Linked DNA regions of Homo sapiens: region 1 is linked to region 2. A link is an interaction called in ENCODE POLR2A ChIA-PET data of the cell type or tissue named here. Cell type or tissue: OCI-LY7. All regions are shown on one strand. Each heading gives the region's core, and the rest is flanking DNA. Links, peaks and the distances in the headings are about the cores only.

Region 1 (11,036 bases), core at 2,922-10,921, 110 kb after region 2:
TTTCAAACAAATGCATCTATCTGTACTTCTTAGGTGAGCTAATGAACTAAACCATCTTGAAAAATTTATCTTAGTATTACACAAAATGCATTTGTATGAGATCTGAATTGGTTGGAATTCATTGAAGAACTTACATATTTGAATCAGATTATTTCATAAGCTGTGGTGGTACAAATTTTTCATTGAAGAGAATTTTAAGCATGTGTCCGAAGGTCAGAGGGGAGGAATGCCTGCAGATCCGTGTGAGGGATGAGGGCTGAATACACAGGGTAGATCAGAATTGCACTGGAACCTGGTTATACCTCCTAACCCAGTCAAGCACCTGTGGTCTTTTAAATTTCTTTCTTTATAATCTTGTGTATGTTGGTCAAAGAAGGGTTTGATTAGTCAAAATAGGAACAGCCACTGTGGGCTCCAGAGATACTGTGAAACGAGTGGCAAAACAACCTCCCCGCCAAGTAGACGAAAATAATAAACAAGATACCTGTTTGGTAGTTTAGGGAAGAGATTCCCTCTTTGAGGAAATAAGTCTTGACTTTTCCCTCAGTATTCTTAGCCTAGTTCCTTGCTTGGTGTTCAGTGATTGAACTATATCTTATCCCCACCCCCAACCTCTCAATCTGTTAAAAGGCCCTTTACACAAACTCTGCAAATTATGCCATGATAACTTTAAATCTCAGATTTTAAAACTAAGTGTATGCTCCGAGTCGTAAGGTATTGCATCTGAATGAGATCTGAGAGGTAGCTCATTCATTTTACAGTAGAGGCAACCAAGACACAAAGATCATTCTGGAAATCACATCACCAGCTAGTGGCAGAGTTGAGTTGCAGAGGGAAGCCCCAGTCTTCTGTGAGTGTTGCGCATTGTCTCCCACATGGTTTGTCTCCTAAATAAAACCCCAAAGAATTGTATAAATTATCCGTGCTTACTATTTGCAGACCCTAATAGAGAGTACAGAAAACATACAATTCTGCATTATTATAAATTTGACCTTATACTAAGTTGGTGGTTTTTCTTTTTTTTTTTTTCAGCCAACGATGGATCAAAGTAGTTTTTAAGTCAATTATAGTAATTTTTAAAAATCTTACCAGTGGCATGGTTTAGAAATCTTCTTCTTTGTAAAGACACCCGGGGAAAGCTTGATAGGACATCTTGTTTTCTTTATAAAGATCTCTCCAAGAAGCACAGGCATTTGTAATCATTCAGTTAAACATTCTTTATGAGGAAAAGTGGGGAAGAAGAAGGAAGGGAGAGAAGAAGAGAGTGAGTTACTGTATATACAAAGGGTGAAAGGGGATCACCCAGAGAAGGGACATGTGATGACTAGAAGGGCTGCTTTAAAATTATAAATGTGTGTGCTCTTCTGATATTGCACCATGGATAATAGAAGAATGACAGCTAACCTAAAGGATGATTGTTTTAAAAGTAGACATGTAAAAATCACACCAATCTATGGGCAATTCTCTCCACCCAAGTAGGTTCTGGCGATTCTCTTTTGGGATGCACTTACCTGTCTCTGATCCATCCATTTGAAGCAATGTAGTGGTTAGAAGGGTGGATCTGGACTCAGATAACGTGGGTCTGAATCTGGCCTCTACCATTCTCTTGCTTTGTGACCGTCTGCAAATTACTTAATCTCTCAGAACTTTAGTTTCCTCATTTGTAAAATGAGGTTAATAGTACCCACTTTGTTGGATCCTGAGGCTTAAATGTGATAGTAAAGCACTTAGAATGGTATCAGACATGAAGTGGGCACACAACAAATGCTGCTTGTGATTATTGCTGTTACTGGTCACCACCTAAAGCCATCAAGCCAAGATTGCATTGATCCATATGCTGTTTAATAACTCAGGAAAGTGGATAATGAAGTTTCAAAAGGGTATCAAAAATAGTTAAAATTGAGTTTTAGTGCTTAAAGGGATACATTTCCAGTTCATCAAAAAGATCTTCCATACCTATAATTTTATTTTGCTACGGTCAACTCTGATTTTCTTTGATTTTTACCAAATTCCAAAAAAACTTAAGTATCTTTAGAATGATATACTTACTGCATATACATCTTCAGCTTCTTCAGAATATATGTTAAAGAATTAATTTGTCTCTTTCTCATAGTCAAATATGCCTATTCCCGCAGATACCATCTTTCAGAGTAGTCACAGTCGAGTTATCTTAATTTCTCTTTTTTCTAATAAATAATTTTTTTATTTACACAATGCAGATCGGGTCTCACTATATTTCCCGGGCTGGTTTCAAAGTCCTGAGCTGAAGCAGTCCTCCCACCTCGGCACCCCAAAGTGTTGGGATTACAGGTGTGAGCCACCATGCCTTGGCTGAGTTATCTATCTTAAGTATTGAAGTTATTCTTCTAAATAGAGAGAGAGATCGAGTAAAGTGAATTTCAATCTGTTTCATCTTGGAGGAATGTTTTTAAGAAGTGAGAATTATTATTTTAGGCTTGGCAAAAATTATATAATTATGATAAATTCTATAATCAGAGCTCAGTCCATCACTTAGTAGTCAAAGTTAGCATAAATCAGTTTTATTTTGTAGCTCAGAGAGTTTGGTCTTTTTGAGACCTTCACATTGAATTTAGATTTATTAGGATTCCAGACCCACTACTCATTTTACACATGAGAAATAAGGCCTGTGAGCTGTGACTTCCTGAGATTCCCCCAGTGTACAAACAATAGCTGAGAATTGCTTCTTAGGTGTTGAGAAGTACTGAGAACCAGGCCCCACTCCACCTGGGATAATCTTGACTCTAATGAGAACGTGTGCTTTGGTGACTGGCTGACCAGGCCCTCCCTCCTCCTCAGCCCTAAATGGCAGGCCAACTGCCAGAAGCCCCACTGAGACCATCCTAGAGGGAGGTGGGACGTCTTTGCTGGGTAGGGGATTGCCTAAGAAAGCAATACTGGCTAATTCCTTTGCTCCGGAGAATGTGGCAGCAGTGCCCCGCCCCCACTGAGTTTTGATAAAGACTTCTGTGATCATTAGGTACTTGAAAAAAAACCAAATGAGATTAAGGCTTAAGAGCATTTAAAAGTCACAGCCCTCATTTCTGTCATGAATACTCTGGTAGTTGCTTTAGGTACTTTAGAGCTGAGCAGTCCTGCAGATAATCCAGAACAGAGATAATAAAATTGAAAAGTACACGTATCCTTCCTGTTTACTTGACTTTTGTGACTAGAATGACTCCTTCTCGCTCGTGTTTCTCAGTCTGCTCATCTCCCTGGCTCTTAAGTTTATCAAAAGCCCAGTTCCTGATTTGCTCTGCTGCTTTCTCATCACTCTTGCTCTACATCGTTCATTCAAGTGACACTCAGAACATATTATATTAACTTTTCATTTGCATTGTTCATGTTTTTATGTGGGTCACTAATTAGATCGTCCTGTCTTGTGTGGGAGTGTTTAGTATTAGCAACTTAGTATGAGAGAGGGCATGGAGATGAGGGGATAAAAACCTGATGAAGGACACCAAGTTCTGAAAGGGTGGTTTAATAACACAGCATTGCTACCCTCTGAAACAACCTTTGTTGCTGGTGCCTGTTTGTCTGTGCTAGGAGTTTATGAGAAAGGGGGTGGCAGTAATTGGTGTCCGAAGGCCTGTGAATGACTATGGCCAAGACGTGAACTCAAGCCATCCATAGACTACAAGCTATTGCTAGTGTCTCCATTTCTGCCAAATCCTTCCTCATTAAATGGTCTTCTCAAGGTCCCTTCAGAACACTCAATTCTTCTAAGTGACAGGATGATCTCAGAAATAGGACAGGAGGCCAGGGATCCTAGCCTACACTGGGGGTGGCATGTCCAGCTTCCTGAGCTGATGTTTAGGTCATGATTGTCTGTCCCTAGTTCCTCTTTCACGGGAATACATGCTGGAGCTATGTACTAAAAGGGGAGTGTGTTTCCTCACTGTATCTCTCTCTGTCGGGGCATAAGACAAGAGAACAGACCTGTGGAATGATTAGGGAAGCTCAGGGGTATCTACCCAGTCTCAAAATCTCATTCCCAGCTGCCAGAAATTCACCACCAGTGTTTCCTTTTTACTGTTTTTGTTTTGTTTTTGTTTTTGAGATGGAGTCTTGCTCTGTTGCCAAGGCTGGAGTGCAGTGGTGCAATCTTGTCTTGCTGCAACCTCCGCCTCCTAGGTTCAGGCGATTCTCCTGCCTCAGCCTCCTGAGTAGCTGGGATTACAGACACCTGCCACCATGCTTGGCTAATTTTTGTATTTTTGGTAGAGGCAAGGTTTCCCCACATTGGCCAGGCTAGTCTCAAATTCCTGATCTCAAGTGATCCACCCACCTTGGCCTCCCAAAGTGCTGGGATTATAGGCATGAGCCACCATGCGTGTCCATTTATTGATTCTTAAAGGCTTGCTTTAGAAATAGATGGATAAAGTTGCTCAGCAGAATTATTAATATTATACTTTGAGATTTGTCTTATCAAAGGATAGAATAGGTTTGTTGAAGCAAGTATCTTCCATTGTCTTATTTCGCTTTATAAACTCATGTCTGCTTGGGAAAGAAAAATTTGAAAGCACACTAGAGTAGAAAAAAAAAAACAAATCCTTCATAGTTTTATCAGTCACTAAGTAGTGTCAATGATGCTCCTCCCTAACCCCAATATGTAAGTTCGTTCCCACCCCCCGACGCCGGGTTATAACCACACTATATATACTTTTTGTTTTTCATTTTCTTTGCAAGTGTCATTTTATGTTGGCACAGTATATCCATGTCAAAACATGATACTTTATTTAACCAGTCCCTTGGACCTGAACATTTAGATTATTTCCACTTTTTTGTTTTTATTAAAAATGCTGAGACAGACAGCTTTGTCCAGTAAATTTGTGTCTCACTTTTTATTGCACACACCCTGGTAAGTGGGATTTTCTCTTAAATTCTTAAGAGGGGAAATAAATTGGCCAACAGATAGTACATTTTGAGGGATAACTTTCCAGAAACCATTTATACTCCCATGTGTCATATAATGAATGGAGTCTGTTGATTCTTTGTGAATTTCATAAGTGATGAAGCAGTATATGGCATTTTCAGTTTGCTTTTCTTTGATCAACACTTTCTCCTGTGTTGATCATTTGCATTTCTTCCTTGTGAGTTGTATAGATAGAACAAGGAAATTTTGAAAGGAGGAAGATAGAGAAGATGGCAGAGCTTGGAGGCCTAAGGAGTGAAATCCACCAGGGGAGATGGATCTGGCAAGCCGGCTCAATGAACGTGGACTCCTGTGGGAGGCAAAGTCCTGAAGGCGAGAGTTAGGATTTTATAAAGCAAAGTTGCAAGAAAAAAAATTTTTCCCCTAGATTGCACACTTAGAATAAAATATCCTTTATTGATAGGAGCTCTTACCAGGCACTTGGGACAGCCCACATCCTTCAGCTGAGACCTAGCCAGCTTTACCAGCGCATCTTCATTTTTAAGTGACAGTTGGGATTTTGCCTCAGATACTTGAGGAAGGTATTGACCTCTCTGGAGATCTGCGGAAGGATCTTTCTCCTTTTGGAATGAATCAGGATGCTTTTCTAATAGTTGAAGATCAAAAGTAGTCCAAATAGAATTTCAGAAGTGATTTTAATGATGCCAGAAAATGGCAAGTCTTACACAGCTGAATTCTTAAAGAAGAAAAATTAACCAAAAGGAAATCATGAGATTTCCTAGAAATATTTGTTCTTATGTGTGAAGAGGCAGGCTAATCTTTTGTATGTGAGAGGCCTTCAGTGTTGTAAATAGGATAAATATGCATTTTGTCAAAGATATTTTATTTTTAAAGAAAAGCATGATATTTTGTGTGTGAAGTTTGGGCTTTTTTTTTTCCACCCTAAATCCTTCAAATGTTTTTAGTCATGTTTTTTAAGATAGTGAAGAGCTGCATATTTCAAAATGTATTTATATTCTGACCTTGGTTCATAAAAGTCTGCCAAGCGCCAGAACTATTTAAATTTGGCTATAACACTGTGTTAACGTGATGAATAACGATTGACATAAATGTACTATATTATTTTTATAAATTGTGGTTAGACATGATAGTAATTTTAGAATATTTACAGTGCTATTTTTGGAGACTTTTTTTTTTTTTTTAGTCAACTAGCAGTGTTGAATGTTTTATCTAGCCAACTACAGGTTTTCAGCTCATAATTAGAAATGCCTGAGAAGTCCATATTGTGATTTAAGGAGTTATTAGCCCAAGTCAGCAATTTTATAAGGCATTCTTATTAGGAAGTATAAAATGAACTTTATGTAGTAAAAAACGTATTTTATAATTGGCATATATCTAATGCATTGTATACATTCACTCATATTAAGCATTTTGGTTAGTCTTCATTATTTAATCCTCCTGTGGTTACTTAACATAGAATGTGTAATGAAGAACTCAGTAGCTTTAAAGGTGGGGTGGTTGAGGAGAATAGAAAATGAAGGTGATTTATTAACTACTGTTGAAAGCTGCTTTAGCAGTTAGGGTGAATAAAAATGATGATTTATTAAGTATTCCATCAGTAATAAGATAAAGCCACAGTGTAGGGTTGGAAGTACTTCTGTTTTCCCTAACTCCCAAGAATACAGAATTTCTATGACATTGGCTCTTTGCAGTCGTCCGTCCCTTCCAGAACTATCATATTGAGGGCAGGAGAAAGAGCTTCCCCTATTCATCCATGTGTCCAACAGATCAGTTAGCTCTGGGCCCTGCCCATAATAGGGCCCAGTATGTATTTGTTGAATGAATATGCTCTTTGAAATAAACATGCCTACAGGAGTTACTCAGGTTAAGTGTGATTTCGCGCTAAGTAATCTGGTATTCCAGAAGTGGTGTCCGCTCATCTTTGAAGTCCTTTCTAATGTATATACTCATGGGCTACAAGTCTTTGTCTTTTTGATTTTTTTTTTTTACAACAGTCAGAAGTCATTTAGAATCAGACCTAGTGAATAAAGAGACTAATGAATATAGGAAATGCCTTTTCCAGTTTTCAAGTTGTTTTCCAGAATGATTTATAAAATGAAAACTGCATTCATTTTCTTATATGACTGTAAACTGGTGAAAGTGGTGCCAAAAACAAAAAAAAGTCTTTTGACCAAATACAACACTGCTGAAATAAATGTAGATGATTGTGAGATTCCTTTAAAGGTCAACACTCGAATATAAAGATTCTGTTATTTTATTGAAAAGTGTTTATATCTACAGCCAGTATTTTTTTTTTAGATATGTTATTTTTAAAGTAGGTAGAGTCTTCATTTATTTTCTTTATTACCTAGAATACTGGACAGTATTTAATAAGGGTTGCCATTTTTCTTGTATTTCAATTTTATACAGGATATACCTAGAGTTGGTTTTGTTTTGTTTCCATTTTGGCAAAATTTTTTGAGAGATAAAGGTGTCTTAATGAGTAATGCTTACAGTACCACACTAAAATGAAAAGTCATAGGTTAGCTATTATTTTCCACTAGAGAAATCAGAATTACATAAACATGTTCCTCCCTAAGAAGGTGTGATATTTTGAGAAAGAGAAAGAAGCTTGGTTTTCTATTTCCCAATTTCATATTGTTTCTCCTGAAAAGTGCTGTGTCATATAAATAATTGCATGGTAGAGGCTCAATGAATTTTATGCATTTGTCAGTGGTCCCTTTTGCAGTTTATTCTACAGATGACTATTAATATTCCTAAAACATCACTTCTCTCGTATTGCCCAACTCAGGTTTTAATGGTCCTCCATTTCCTATAAAGTAATGATTCAGACTTCAACATGCATCAGAATCACCTGGAGGGCATGTTAAAACAGATTGCTGGTGCCGGGCGCAGTGGCTCACACCTGTAATCCCAGCACTTTGGGAGGCCGAAGGGAGGATCACTTGAGGCCAGGAATTCAAGACCAGCCTGGCCAACGTGGTAAAACCCTGTCTCTACGAAAAATACAAAAACTAGCCAGGTGTGGTGGCGTGAGCCTGTAGTCCCAGCTACTCGGGAGGCTGAGGCAGAAGAATCACTTGAACCCAGGAGGCGGAGGTTGCAGTGAACCGAGATTGTGCCACTGCACTCCAGCCTGGGTGACAGAGTGAGACTCTGTCTCAAAAAAAATAATAATAAAAAAATTTTGAAAGCCTGGAGTTTCTGATTCAGTAGGCCTGGGTGGGCCCCAGAATTTGCATTTTTAGCATGTTGCTAGGTGATACTGATGCTTCTGGTCCAGTGACTTCAGCTAGAAAAACATTTTGCTCTAGAATGAAGTCACAGTGAAGTCACAAATGTTTAGCTTGGCATCCGTAGTCTTCTGTAAATCTGCATCAGTTTATTTGTTGAGTTGTATCTCTGTTACTTCCCAGGAAGGACTGTGCTTCCACAAAACTTACATAGTTACTATCTCCAGAACACATGTCGTTTAGGATTTCACCTTGTTTACTTTATGGTTCTCAAAAGGAGAGTCTTCTCACTTGCTCAAAATCCATGTCCTCATGAAGCCCTCTCTACACTCTCAACCTTCACTGATTTCTCCCTTCTCCAAATTCCCATGTTATTGATTATTTCTATCTTTGGCCTGTGTGTCACTGATTTTGTGTGCATATATGTTATCTTTCAAGTAGATTTCAGACACCCTAGAAGTGGGGACACCTTTTTTATCTCATAGGTCCGTGGCCCAGAATTTGACAATAAAAGGCAATTCATCCTAAATGTAACCCAGATTAAGTATATCAACAAAATGTTTTATAAATGTGAGGCAGTATGGCAGAGTAGAAACACTTCTGTCCTCCCTTTCCACGCCTTTGAAATGGAGTTAATAATTCCTCTTTTTCAGAGTTGTTGTAAGAATTAAAATAGAAAATGTATGTGAATCTCTCAGCGCAATGCCTGGCATGTATCATTCATTATTCAATACATAGTATGTACTTACTAGCAGCTAGGAATTGGTAGGAGTGATAAGGAAAGGGGTTGGTAGGTAAATTGGATTCAGAAAGTCATTTCCAGGAAAGAAAAGTATGTTTTGGCTGCAGTATTGCTGTATTGACCAATAGCTTCTATTTTCTATTGTTGCCTCCCCTTTTAGTTGTTGTTGCCAAATTTCTCACTTCCTATGGCAGGAAAGTAAGCATTATTTTGCCTTGTTAGAATTGTTATTACACAGAAGGGATGCTCATCCTCAGGAAAACCATAGAGAGGGTGTTGAATGGAGTGGTTCCTCATTCATTCATCAGTGTCCAGTTACTTCTGACTTCTGGGCCTGCTGTCACACAACACTCAGATATGTGGGGAGGAAAGAAAGCCAGGGATAAAGAAATCTGGAGAAATACCTTCAGGGCATAGAAAGAAATAATTTTTGTGAGCTGAAAAGCTGAAAATGTTTCATTCAGAGATAACTACATGTGTAAATTTAGCTCAATAATTAGGCATATGGTGCTTTCATTTTAGGATGTATCCACCCTTTGTGATAATATCCGTTGATTATTAGAGCTGCTGCAGCTTTAACTACATTGGCAGCAGAGATTCCTAGTGCATTTAAGACAAGAATTCAAGAGTGAAATGGAAAACTGAATTAATAATTTGTTCTTGGGTGGTTTTAATCTGCTCCTTAAATGTAGTTTATGCCTGGAGGATTAGATTTGGAAACAGAACACCAACTAATGTTCTAAAAGTTTACTTCCTTTTATTGGAACATTATACTCTTAAAGATTTTCAGAAGAACATTTTGGCTGTTTTAGTCTTAACATACGAGGTACACTTAAGTTCTTATGATTCAACCTAAAACAATAGAAAGCTTTTAATCTATGATATAATTTTTAACTTTTAAAGTATTTCATGTTAGACTTCAAGGCAGGAATTGTTTAATAAAAACCAACTAATAAAAGGAAAGATATTCTTTGTTGGGCACGAGGATATTTGGGTCTCTTTTCCCAAGCTTTTTAAAATCCCCCTAGGTCTATATTTTTCAATCTTAGAATTTAAAATCTGCTTGCTGTTGATGGTAAAGAAAATAGGAAAATTAAAATCAAAGGTTATTTCTGTTTACTTCCCATACCTTGTCAAATGTTTCTAAAATTGATCGAAAATAAACCATTGTAATTTTATAAATTGAAAAAAGAGTTATATTCCAAGATATAGCATAGTAGGATGAGCTGAAATAGGAAGTTTAAAACAGGTGTCTTTGGGAGAGTTGGGGATGGTGATGCTTTCCATCTGCTTCTTGCTTAAAGCTTTAACTACGGTCCTATTAGAATATACCTGAGAGTCTGGGAAGTCAGTGTATTTGCTTCTGTGGTTGTAGTTCTCCACCCACCTGTGATCTGAAGAATTACACCCTAGGTTTTTATAAGGTAAAGGCACTAGAATTTAGACATTTAGAAGGGACTTCTTTGAAAACTAGGAAGAAGATGGGCAAAGTATAATACCAGGTATTGGTCTGAGTTAACCAGGAGTAGATTATTTATTAGAAAACTAGTCTGAATTTATGTATTCTTGATAAATACAGGTTTTGACAGAAATTCTCCACTTTTGACTGATCTGGTAATAGAGGTTGAGGATTTTATAGCCAGATATGCTGCAGGTAATCAGGTGTTAGTTCTAGCTTAATAATTAGCTTAATTTAGTATTAGCTGTCTTTTTCTGTGGTACTTTACCCATGCTCTTAATCATCTTCCATCCTTCAGTGTGTTCTGCTGGAGAGAGGCGGTACTAATGGTGCAAAGGCAGACATCAGGAGAGTTGCAGAAGTGGTATTATATATGTTACACACGTCAGAAGACTAGTCACCTTAATACTCAGTAATTGACTATGATTGGCAGCAGGGAATGAGCAGCCCTCTCGCTTCCTGGAACCTTGAGAGGTGAATTCCATACATTACCACTGGTGTTCAGAAGGATCACCTTTTTCTGACCTGTGGGCACTCACTCCTACCTTTTAGAATTCCTGAGGGAGGAAGCTGTCTAGTTATATGATTAGTTAGCATATTTGTGGACCTTTAATTATCAATAGAATTGCTCGAAAGCTGTCTTAGGAAGTAATGCCTTTGATTGATTTGAAATCTCATGCATCACCC
Region 2 (13,078 bases), core at 2,086-10,085:
AGAGGAAGACAGCCCAATGTCATGTAAGTATTTGTATATTTGTTCTCACCATGGTACACAAGGGACATATCGAACCCTTTCCCTGACTAAAAACAGGACATTATTTAAGCTCTGCCATCACACTCCAATGCTTTTCAATAGCTAGAAGAATTCTGCATTCCTTCCCATAGGAACTGTAAGCTCAAAAAGAAAAATTCTTCTGCAACACACTCTATCAATAACTTGTATTCATTTTGCTTTCTGAAATAGTTACTTTTTAAAATGTATATGCTAAGAAAAAGTGAAAGAAGAAAAAAGAGGCCCTCCATCTATGAATTGTGCTCTTTTTTTATTCATATGATTTCCAAGACCAAGCAAATTATCATAATCTTCCTAACAGAGATACACAATTCCACCTAAGAATTACCATTTACTTAAACCAGTGAAAAGCAGTTTCTATTAGATGCTGAGACAAGTCATCTGTATGTGTTCATATGTGCTCCCTAGAAATTATTTTTGAATTTCAAGGTTATAAATAATTCCCAAACTCAAGTTCATGCTGATATTCTAATATGGGTTATTTGTTCTCCTCTGCTGGTGTCATTTCTTTTGATTTAATCATTATCCCTTACAGGCTGGCACTGGTCTATTCAGTATACTGACAGGACCAAGCCATCATCCCACCTAAGAATATCAATTATGCTTTCAAAGCATACAATTTGATTCATGCAGAAGCTACTGTATATGCATCATGGTGTTTTCATAAAGACTCCCTTATTTACTCTAAACAGTGTTATGCCTTTTACCATAAGATTCTGTAGTAACTGTTTAACCTTTCTAAATCTTTTCAAGAAATCTTAAAAGAAAGGAAAGCTTGCCCTCAAGAATACACTTTCTGTTCTTATAAAAATCAGCTCCTCTATAAATAGCTGCAGTGAGGCAAAGCTTCAAAGCTTCAGCCTAAAATGCCATGAGTACTGTCCTGTAGAGACAGCTTTCAACCATGTCTGAGTCGGCACAAAAAAGGAACTTCCTGCCAGCTGAATGTGTGTCTCCCAACTTTCTCTCCTCATGCATATCTAAAAAGGATACTGAGCTAGAATTGCTAGTAGTTTTCCTATTTAAGGCCTGTATGGAAGTCGTTCCCACAGTAGAAGCTGGAAACACACACACAGCCCACTCCTTCACTCACTCATAACCTAGCAGGACCAGCTCCGGGCCCGCTCAGCTCCCTGTGCTGCCTGATTTCTCATTTCTCGAAGCACACAGAGGCTGGAATGAGCCCACCATCTGCCCCAACCACCAGAAACAAAAACATGCCTTTTTCTATCCCTGTGTGTGCAGGCAACGTCCACCCATGCTGCTCAAGCCCTTTGATCCTACAGACCAAGCCACCACATCCTCTTCATACCCCCTCATGCACCCATGAACACAAGCACGCACACACACACACACACACACGCACAAACACACATGCCCACACAATGCTCACAGTGATGTCAGGAGTGGTTACCCTTCCTTCCATATGCCTATGTACCATATGACAGAGACAGCAACAAGGAAAAACATTACTTCGCCTCCCCAAACCAATCCTAATGTCTTTCTTCAGTGAAAATGGTTCATCTGCACTGGGGTCCTCCATGTAAGAGCCAGAAGTTCTGGGCTTCTCCAGATATGTGCACATCGAGAAATAATGAGCACAACTGTATGGTAGTGAAGACAAACAATTGCAGTACAGTTGAAAACTGCTCTGTGTGAACTGATTACCCACAGAGTACCATGCTCTGCCAGGGTCGGTGTGGTAGAGGGCCATCTCCTCCCGTGCCATTCTTCTAGGATCAGCTATGTCAGCTCTTGTTAAAAACTCCTCACCAAAAAGAATCAAAAACAGAAACCAAGATAGCACTTGAGAGAAGATGGAGGAGATGTTCATTCCTGTACCCATCTCTGGAGGGCCACATGTTTGGAGACTACAGTACAGTTTGCCTCTATCTGCTTACTATAATCCTGAGGATGGATTTTGAAGCATAGTTAAATGGTGTTGGCCATTTCCCCTCACTTTAATTATTCAAAATAAACAAACAAATAAAATGCCTTTCCAAATGCTTCATCAATGTTTTTATAGGCATATATATGCATCTTTAAAAATTAAGATCGTACTATATATGCTTTTGTTAAGCTTTTTCATTTAAATATTTTGTTTTTCATGAAATATACATTGATAAGAATTTTCTTAATTACATGTTCTTCGACACAACTTTTTTTGACATTTATCAATTTAATTAGATATTAAACATCTAGGTGTAATTGGGGATGAACTTATCTGTGGCACGGATCAGGTACAGTCTGCAGAAGCCTGGATTCTTACTAGCACCTAGGAGACTTATTTTTCTCTGTTTTATAAACCATATCCAGAAAATGAATTTGTTTGTTCTCACTGATGGCTCTCAATTCTTGAGAATTAATTGGTCTTTATTACATCTAGGTGTGATATTTGCTAGCTAGGTATGAAATATCAGTTGTCTCATTTGTAAAAATAAACAATCCTTTGCTTATTCAAACTACAGTCACGTTTGTAGGTAACCCATATGTCCATTTAGTTCTAAATTTTTAGGCTAAAAAAGCATGAGTCGAGCTGGCAATTTTCAGTGTTCCCTATCTCAATGTAGACCCTGTTAAACTTTAATCACCTTGTGAAGACATTTGTCAAGACAAAAGTATAACAAGTATTGGCCACACAGGCAGTCATTTTGGTATAAATGAAAGATTGTTGACTGTCCTCAGCTTTCAACTCTGCAAACCAAGAGCTTTAGTTTAAGCTGGATGCCCCCCAGCTGGCAATTCTTATACAGAACCTTCTCTTTAGCATCACTGTGAGAAGTGGGATCCGTAGAAAGCTTCCTAAAAGATCAAATTATAATTTAAACCTCTTAAACATATTTTAATGAAGCAAAACCCCCTCAGGATATTTAAACGCACAGTCTTCAACTATAGAGAGAAAGAAAAATATCCCTTTCCTATGCTGATGACAAAGTTTTATTGTCATGAACTAATAACAGTAATAGAAAATTAATTGGTTCAGCTGTCTGAGTGTTAGAAAGAATAGGTTATGACCAATAATTCTAAAGATAAAAATCATTATTTTTGGCAGCTATTCCCTGGTTTAATTAGTTTATATTCAATAATTCCATCTAACAATCATTCATGTGGTTACATAGGAACTTGGCAGTTTCACTGGGAAGCTCTGTTGCTCAGTTTCACTAAACCAGACGTTTCTTGAACAAACTACTAAGAACTCCCTCTGACTGTTACAGGCAACTGACAAGTCTTCCTTTGAAAATATTCCAGGATATGTTATATCCACCACCATCTACACGCACACACATACACGTGCCCATGCATTCTATAGTATAGCTTTGGGACATTGATCATATATATATGTTTTGTTGATAGTATAGATGTAGAAGGGCTTTCTACAGAAAAGTCTACACTCCACCCATAAATAATCTTTTGAGCCACCTCAGTGTAGAGCTGCAATGGCCATCTATTGAGCCATGAGTTTTAGTTAGATTTCAATAGGAGCATCAAAAATGAGACTGGTTGCTGGTGAGGAGATAATGGGGTCGGGGGAACATCTGCAGAGGGTGAGTCCTCACATAAGCCTGAAGGGTAGGTGGGCTGGAGTTTGCTGGGGGAGAGAGACAAGTGGCACTCCAGGTAGAGGAAGCAGTGTGTGTGGAAATGGCACTGGGGCATAGAGCAGCGTAACACACTCTTGAACTCTCAGGTTGTTGAGAATGGGAGGAAGGATGGTGCAAGAGGCAGGGACGTGGCAGGACATGTGGCTAAAGCATAGTCAGGGAACAAGCCATGAAACACATTCCATATTAAACCAAACATCTGATCCATATTCTGAAGAATATGAGCGGTTATGGAGGATTTAGAAAGTAGGGCATGACGTGGTATGATTTGCCATTTAGAAAGGGTCCTCTGGCAACAGTGTGGACAATGGGGCCAGCCAGGACTGGAGGCGGACAGAACAATTCAGAAGCTGCTGAAGCAATGCCAAAAGGAAAGGGCACAGAAAAGTAGCGACAATGAGAACAAAGAGCAAGAGAAGGTTGTAAAAGATATTTAGGAAGTGGGGTTAACAGGACCTATTAAAGATGGAGAAAGAAAAAGAGAGGAGAACTATAAAGAGTAATCAGATTTCTGACTTAAAAGACTATGTGAATAGTGGTTGCAGTCTCCAATATAGGTAATACTGGAGTAAAATCAAAATCTTATACCAAGATAATGAATTTGATTTGGAACATGTTGAATTTAAGGTGCAAGTATGATATCTGGATAGAGCTCTCTTGCAAACAAGTGGATTATGTGAATATGAAGCCTAGAAGAGAGGTCAGGAACATGAGTATAGGTTTGAGAATCATCAATACATAGGTGATAGATAAAGCCATTGGTTTGAAGGAGGCACAGAAGAGTAAGTGAATAGAGATAAGGCGGAGGAGTCACAGATGAAGATCATCATTTAGTGAAAGTCATCAGTAAGCTTAGTGGTAGCATTTGCTCTGAAGTGTTGGGGACCAGGAGCCTCATAGCCGTGAGCTGAGAAGGGAATAGCAGAAACAGAGATTATCAAATCTTTGGACTTTGATACAAGCAATCAATGCACACATGTGGGGAGAAATGTGTGCCTTATCAGGGATGTCAGTTATCAGTAAGAAAACTGAATCTACAATAAAGTCAGTACGAAACTGATTTGGTCACAGGCTGGATTAAAGAAGTGCTAGAACTGGAGCAAATAAAGTTGAGTGTGGCACTCAGTGTTGTACTCAGTGCTACTCCACATCTTACAGGCCAGGTTAATGAACTTTAAAGTTCAGAGATTCACTTCTCCTTTCCATCACTACTGCAAGCAAGGAAGAAAAAAGTGTGGGAAATTAAACCAAAAGAGGAATCAAAGAATTAGACTTGTTATGACAAGTGTACCTTTCAATGTGCTGGGCGCTCTAGAAAAACAGGAGAAAGTGGGGGGCCTCCTCCTTCCCACCCACTCTAAACGAAAAACAACCAAGCTTACAGGGCATAGCTGACCTAAGCATTCACCCAGGAAGTAGGGAAATTGGAAATTACAGCAAAAACATGAAACTTCCTTCTAGGCTGCCTCTCTACATTGAATGTGTTCACTGCTTAGAGGCAGAAAAGAGGAAGGAGGAGAGCCAGGTTCTTTCTGTGAATCCATGAGGCCAAGGCAGGCAGTGGAAGAGGCAGTACAGAGCCTGTTTGTCACCTCTGAGGTCGAGGAATCCTGGCCACTGTGAGACCCTTGGCCCAAAGGATGTGGGATTCTCAAAAACCAGGTTTACTGTAACTCTTCCTCTCAGAGGGATGAAAGAGAATGTGGAGGATGAAACCAGTGTTCACACCCACCCTCCCCAGGGAGAGGGAAGAGAAATTCCCCTTCTCTATGGAAACGTGGATTGGAACAGAAAGCTCCTCCTGGAACAGGGGATAGTGCACTCTGAGCATATATAGTGGAAAGTAAACAATCTAAAGCTGTGTCAGGTAAGAATGATTGGAGCTAGAGGAATGTGCCTTAAATGTGTCAAAATGGATGTTGTTTGGAAGAAAAAATAGCATTCTTCGCATAGCCCAAGATGGAGAATAAGGCCAACAGATGGCAATTAGAGGCAGAGTGACCAACTGTCCTGGTTTGCCCAGGACTGACGGATGCCCTGGGATGCAGAATTTTCAGTGTTAAAACAGGACAGCTCCAGACAAACCAGAACAGTTGGTCACCTGGGATGACAGATTTCAGTTCAATTAAAGAAAGACATAGAGTCAGAGCTTTCTTACCACAAAGAAATGATCCATGTTTGAGGGTACACTAAATACTTTGATTTGATGATTATACAATGTATACATGTATTGAAACGTCACACTGAACCCCATAAATATGCACAATTTTTATGTGCATATTTATTTTTATTTTAAAATGAAATAAAACAACAAAAAGACAGCTGTTCAAAGGCAGATAACAATTTTACTACCACTGGAAATGCTCAAATATAGTTTAGCCTTTAGCTCAAGGCTGCCAACAAGAGGGAGGTGGGAGTTGATGACCCCAAAGGAGAGAAGAAGAGTAATCTGGTACCATGAACTTTTTAAAAAATTTATTGGAATATAAGCATTTTCCAATTGATTATTTGTTTGCTTTTGGCAGTCATTTAAGAAACTTTCTCTAAGAAACTCATTGGTTCATATGTTTCTTCCATTAAGTGTGTGTGTACACAAACACACACACACACACACACACACACATGCACACATATATATGTATATATGTACCTCACAGTTTGGGCAGAGAAGCAAATTTAGCTCTAATTCCAATCCCAGTACTTTTCTACTCTGTTTTCCCACCCGCTCCACCATGCCCAACACACAAACACACACAAACTTACCATAACAGCCTATGGGTTGAATTAGACAGTCATTGTGTTAGGAAAATGGAAGCTTGTTCCGTCAAGCCTCCCTCTCAGTTCCTTCTTTCTAAAAGTGAATTTTTGAGGGCCTACTTTATTTTGTGGGAAGTGGGGTGGGAAACCTTTTTTTTTTTTTTGAGATGGAGTCTTGCACTTGTTGCCCAGGGTGGAGTGCGGTGGTGCAATCTCAGCTCACTGCAACCTCCACCTCCCAGGTTCAAGTGATTCTCCTACCTCAACCTCCTGAGTAGCTGGGATTACAGGTGCCCACCACCAGGCCTGGCTAATTTTTGTATTTTTAGTAGAGACAGGATTTCACCATGTTGGCCAGGCTAGTCTCAAAGTCCTGACCTCAGGTGATCTGTGCACCTCAGCCTCCCAAAGTGCTGGGATTACAGGCGTGAGCCACCAAGCCCAGTGGTAAATCTTAATATGGTCCCTGTTATCATGAATTTGTGAAAAGATAACTAAAATGCACTTATAGCAATTAAAGAAGGCTCTAGTTAGTGACTAATTGTGCCTCTGTACACCTTCAAGCCTGTGGACCAAGGGCAGTACTGAGTTACAGCTGCAAAGGCCAGAGCCTTTGTTTGCTTGGGGAAGGCTGGAGAGTTCCACACTTATTATACAAAGTTAGGGTAAGAATGACCATACGTTTCCATTTTCTCAGAACAGCCCATGTCTACTCATACTATTCCAGCATAATTATTAATAGTATCCCAGTTTGGATGATAAATTAAATGACCACCCTAGATACAGCTATTGGACATAGTCAGAATAAGGGCTGAAGTTGAACAACCAATGGCACTGGGTCATGCTCTGGGCATTTTTTTAGTATTAGATTTCTAGCATATACCCATGCTGAGTCCAGGTCTCAAGAAAATGTTTACGCTTCTGTGCATATAGGAATATTTGTGTTAACATTAAATCATGGTTAAAAGAAACAAATTCAAAGAAAACATACAGTGAAGTTATCATTAAAAATTTCTCAATGATAACTTTGTGGGTTTTGTTTTCATGTTTGTTTAACAATAGAAGAATGGAAAATAACATTGTCTGGCTGGCAGTTGGTGATATTTATTAATTGGATATTCTTTCTGGTACTTTTGCTGGTTTTCCCTGTCATGCTGGTCAAACACACCCTAGAAAAACATACAGGTTGGACTTATCATTGGAACACGCCTAATTTTCACTGTCAGTATGCTGCGCAGGATGGCCACAATAGTTTTGTGGCTAAATAACCAAAGTCAAGTCTGCAAATAACTTTGACCCAGATACTTAAGATTTCAGAAGACTGGAGACAAGATCTGGAGCTTAGCCAGCTGGCCCTAAAACAAGGAAGTTTTCCAGACTATGGGGCAAATGTAAGACTGCTACATTCCCAAACTGGTTCTGAGATGCCTGTTCATTACCATCAACAGAGAAGCCTGTAGTTAGTGTTTAGAAAGAAGGAGGTTTTATAACTGAGGCTCATATTGAAAAAGAAAATAAAAGACTAGAAACCTGTGGCCAGAATAATGTGAGTGAGTCAGAATAAAAGAAGGAATAAAGGGAGGGAAAGCCCAGATCCAAAATGAGGCCGATCATACATGGGGCTTAGATATGTCCAAAAATGAGAGGGCCCACCAGGAAATCTCCTTGATTGACGGGCAAGGCAGCTTGTCAGCAGTGAACTCATCCTGATGTTAGAGAGAGTCAGGCAGACAAACTCCATCCAGTTAACAAAAGCTGAGTTGTTGAAGGGGAGAGATGATTCTAAATAAAGCATTGTCTGTCACTCCAGAGATCCTTATTGAGCATCTGTGATGTGCCAGGCACTGTTCTAGGTGGAGGCATGAGACATACAGTGAACAAATGAACAAATAAGCACAAGATAAATTCAGATAATAAGTGCTATGAAGAAAATGAAGCAGAGTGATGTAATAACACCACAGGGGGGGAAGGGAGAGAATATTTCAGGCTGAGTCATTAGGTAAGGCCTCTCTAAGGAGATGTGATTCTGAAAGAAAAGATGGAGCCATACTGTGAGCAAGTTAACTAAAGACTGGAGAGCATCCATTGGTTTGACAGCATCAAGCTCATCGGAGACCTTCACAAAGGCAGTTTCAGTGGAACAGTGGTGTAGATGCCAAATAGGAGAGGGCTGATGAGGTGGGGATAAAGTGAATGTGGGGTAAGGAAGCAGAGACAGAGACTGCAGACAGCGGTCCACTTCAGATCTAAGCTACCCGGAAATTGAAAAGTATATGCAGCTGCAGGAGAGCTTTTAAGAGGGGCCAGCCTGGAACACTGCGGAATGCTAAGAGAAGAATCCCCACTGAGAGGGAGAGTTAGACATGCAGAAAAGTCCTTGCGAAAACAGTAGGGAGTCAGATCCAGAACACATGTAGAGGCTGGTCTTTGACAAGAAGAGGGACACTTCCTCTACATTAACAAGAAGCAAGGAAAGGAGGGAACTAATGCAGGGGTGGTTTTATGGACCTGTCAAGCTGGATCCCTATTAACTTCATTAGGGATGGTATCAGGTTCAAGAGGCTCAAGAAGAGACCCAGAGCGAGCAAACAAGACATAGGGTTTACTAAGGGGACTTAGATACAGAGTGGCCCAGTGGCAATGGGTTGGATGACAGAACTGCTACCACTTGCAAAAAACATGCAATTTATATAGCATTTTTGCATAGCATCCTCCTCCAGCAACCTCCACCTCACAGCCTTCATTTAACCCAAAACAAAGGGCCTCAACCCCCTGCACAGCCCGTGTTCCATGGGACAGGTGGAGGTTCATATGTTCTTCATAGATAAGAAATGAATTTCTGAGTTGGCCACTCCCAGTTTCCTTAACTTGTAACTCTGAACACATATTCAGGTGCATCTGCCATACAGGATCATTCTCAGTGTATGCTTAAGTTACGGCTATCAGGCGTGTCTGCCATACAGAGCCTGACAATGGGAAGTTTAAAGAGTTCCTATCTCATTACTTTTATTTTGTTAATGAAATAAGAAATGAGGTCATCAGTGAGAGTGAGTAAGATGTAAGGGGGAGGGGAGAAAGTATAAAACAGTTCTCTTGAGAATGATTAAGTTTATTAGGGAAACACTGTCAGGCAGTGCAGAGTACCTATTTAAGGCACCTAAATATGATGATGAATTTATTTAATGAAACAGGCAGCCTCCTTATTGATTTTTCTCCAGCCATACACATTTGTTCAGATCTAAATACAAAGAAGGTAGATAGGTCCAACCAGTGCTAAAGTTGTGGCAGATGAGTGTGCTCATCGCAGAACTGAATAAGGGAGGTGAGAGTGTCTGTAGGGACATGATTATGACTTCTACCATAAAATCTAAGCTGGACAAAAAGGGAAGTGAGGGATAGTTGATAGATAATGAAACTGTGGTGGCATTAATGGAGTGGAGTTCTCAGTGAAATGATACTAGCCTGCAGCTGGAAAGTGGAATACAGTACCTGAGTCAGAAATTTCAGAGGCAGGATGCAGGATGTTTTGGCAGTTAAGGTAGAGAAGCTAAAAGAAGAACATTGTCACAGAAAAGGTATAATAGTCCATTCTCACATTGCTATAAAGAAATACCTGAGACTGGGTAATTAATAAGAAGTTCAATTGGCTCACAGTTCCACAGGACGTACAGGAAGCATGACAAGATCTGCTTCTGGGGAGGCCTCAGGAAATGTACGATCATGGCAGAAAGCAAAGAGAAATCAGGCACGTTTTACATGGCTGGAACAGGAGTGGGGGCAGGGGGATTAACCACACATTTTTAAACAAATAGATCTCGTGAGAACTCTATCACAAGAACAGCACCAAAGGAGGAAATCCACCCCCATGATCCAATCACATCCCACCAGGCCCCATCTCCAACACTGGGATTACAATTCAACATGAGATTTAGGTGGGGACACAGATCCAAACCATATCAGAAGGCAAAGGAAATAAGAGCAATGGTGGAGAATGAGTCAGCCTAGGCATTATGAAACAGCCTATGAGAACTACAGCAGAGTTGGCTTCGAAAGCTGTAAGCCAGGGATATCTCCCCTGAATGAAGAGAGGTTGGTAAAACATCACCTGGCCATGCATAATGACTAAGGATACGTGCTCTAAAGTCAGACTGCTAGAGTTTGAATCCCAGCTTAACCACCTTCTCACAGAGACCCTGGCGGCAACAAAAATAACACCAAACACTCAGATGGTATCTACTAAGTACTTTACATATATTTATACCTCACAATAAGCCAATGAGTTAGACACTTCTGAATTCACATTACACAAATGAGAATAAGTTTTTTGTCCTCTTTAAACCTCACAATGATATGATAAGGTTTGTTCCTATCTTATGGGGTTTTTGTGAGTTTTCAGCGAAATAATTTATGCAAAATGATTAGTACACTGTCTAGCTCCTAGAAGTGTTCAATAAACGTTAACCGATATTATGAGGAGAAAGGACAAGGAGCAGGGTTTTAATAAGGAGCGATGGTCTGGAAGCAACCCTGGGAAGCCAGGAAGAAACTCACCCACTGCTGGCCTTGAAGAACATGGAAGGTTTTGCCTTTTTTTGGTAGGAAAAAAAAAGAGAAAAAGAAAAAAAAAAATGGAGCATGGAACAAACCAAAAAGTACATCAGATTTATACAATTAAAAAAAAAAATCTCTGCTGGGCATGGTGGCTCACGCCTGTAATCCCAACACTTGGGGAGGCCAAGGCAGTGGATCGCTTGTAACCAGGAGCTCAAGACCAGCCTGGGCAACAAGGCGAAACCCTGTCTCTACAAAAAATACAAAAATTATCCAGGTGTAGTGACCTGTGCCTGTAATCCCAGCTACTCAGGAGGCTGAGGTGGGAGAATCGCTTGAGCCCGGGAGGTTGAGGCTGCAGTGGGCCAAGATTGCACCACTGCACTCCAGCCTGGGTGACATAGCAAGACCCTGTCTCAGAGAAAACAAAAAACAAAAAAAACGCCTGGCTGAGTGCCCATATGGGTGTCAGGTAAGGAAAGGAATTGGAGAAGTCAGATAAAAGTCTAGCAATACTGGACAGTTTGTTACTCAAGAAAGAGGGGTTTTAGAGGATGGAGCAACAGGGAGGATAACGCAGGTCTGTTGAGTCGGAAGAGACATGTACAAAGAAGTGCGCGGTTGGGCTGAGAGTTTAGTGACCCTCATGACATGCACGTTTACCAGACAGGCTGACTTTAGATCTTCCTAACCCTGTGACTCCACTTCAACGGCCGTGAAACTAACAGCTGTTCAAAGAGAAAAAGCAAGTTGGAAAAACAGGAAACAGGTGGCCGTTTTCGAAGAACAGTACACATGTTCATCTGACCAAGCAAGATTTAGCCTTGAATCCAGCAAACACTTTTTGAGCATCTACTATATGGCAGGGCCTGAGCTAGGCTCATCTGCATATATTATCTTATTTAATCCTCAGAACCACAAAGCAAAGTGTATGTGTGTTAAGATTATAAAGGCTTAATATTAAAACAGAGTGATGTAATCAGCAGTCAAGCTGGAACATTCCAGAATCCTCAACCCTTTTTACCTCCAAGGATGTAGTGGTTACCTCGAAGACAGGTCAGACACACCTGCCTATATCCTTTCTCTTTGTTCTTTCCTCTTGTCCACCTTGGTGGTTCTCAAAGAACTCCTGAACAGAGCTATATCCTCAAAACTATATTCACTATCCTTTATGGATAATTTAAAGGATTTCCAAAAATAATTCTAATTTTGTCTTAAATACTAACTGTGTCCGGAATTGGTGGGTTCTTGGTCTCACTGACTTCAAGAATGGACCCTCGCGGTGAGTGTTACAGCTCTTAAGGTGGCGCGTCTGGAGTTTGTTCCTTCTGATGTTCGGATGTGTTCGGAGTTTCTTCCTTCTGGTGGGTTCGTGGTCTCGCTGGCTCAGGAGTGAAGCTGCGGACCTTCGCTGTGAGTGTTACAGCTCTTAAGGCGGCGCGTCTGGAGTTGTTCGTTCCTCCCAGTTGGTTCGTGGTCTTGCTGGCTTCAGGAGTGAAGCTGCAGACCTTCGCGGTGTTACAGCTCATAAAGGCAGTGTGGACCCAAAGAGTGAGCAGTAGCAAGATTTATTGCAAAGAACAAAAGAACAAAGCTTCCAGAGTGTGGAAGGGGACCCGAGTGGGTTGCCACTGCTGGCTGGGGCAGCCTGCTTTTATTCTCTTATCTGGCCCCACCCACATCCTGTTGATTGGTTCATTTTACAGAGAGCCAAGTGGTCTGTTTTGACAGGGTGCTGATTGGTGCGTTTACAATCCCTGAGCTAGACACAAAGGTTCTCCAGGTCCCCACTAGATTAGCTAGATACAGAGTGTGGACACAAAGGTTCTCCAAGTTCCCACCAGAGTAGCTAGATACAGAGTGTCGATTGGTGCATTCACAAACCCTGAGCTAGACACAGGGTGCTGATTGGTGAGTTTACAATCCCTGAGCTAGACACAAAGATTCTCCACCTCCCCACTAGATTAGCTAGATACAGAGTGTCAACACAAAGGTTCTCCAAGTCCCCACCAGAGTAGCTAAATACAGAGTGTGGACTGGTGCATTCACAAACCCTGAGCTAGACACAGGGTGCTGATTGGTGTGTTTAC

What was found. ChIA-PET counts read pairs that join two places held together with the same protein. Peaks named below come from ENCODE experiments on the same cell type or tissue, not always from the same donor. Only the 100,000 strongest peaks of a DNase experiment are listed, where the experiment ranks them.
Region 1: POLR2A ChIA-PET joins it to region 2 with 12 read pairs; 2 of 35 experiments call an interaction of 5 or more read pairs at or near these places.

What each region holds. Positions count from the first base shown.
Region 1 is chr6:119,333,130-119,344,165 of GRCh38, reverse strand. All of the region lies in intron 2 of MAN1A1 (mannosidase alpha class 1A member 1), which reads left to right. Among named protein-coding and RNA genes, the nearest start is that of MAN1A1, 11 kb to the left of the region's middle. In OCI-LY7, for the core only: CTCF peaks have their summits at 10,064 and 10,266; a DNase peak (open chromatin) is centred at 10,265; H3K4me3 peaks cover 968 bases; H3K27ac peaks cover 359 bases.
Region 2 is chr6:119,441,555-119,454,632 of GRCh38, reverse strand. LOC285762 (a long non-coding RNA gene) reads left to right here. Exons shown (of 6, transcript NR_046100.1): 6 at 1-2,086. Among named protein-coding and RNA genes, the nearest start is that of MAN1A1, 98 kb to the right of the region's middle. In OCI-LY7, for the core only: no CTCF peak of the experiment used is centred there; DNase peaks (open chromatin) are centred at 4,852, 5,192 and 9,872; H3K4me3 peaks cover 1,071 bases; H3K27ac peaks cover 3,587 bases.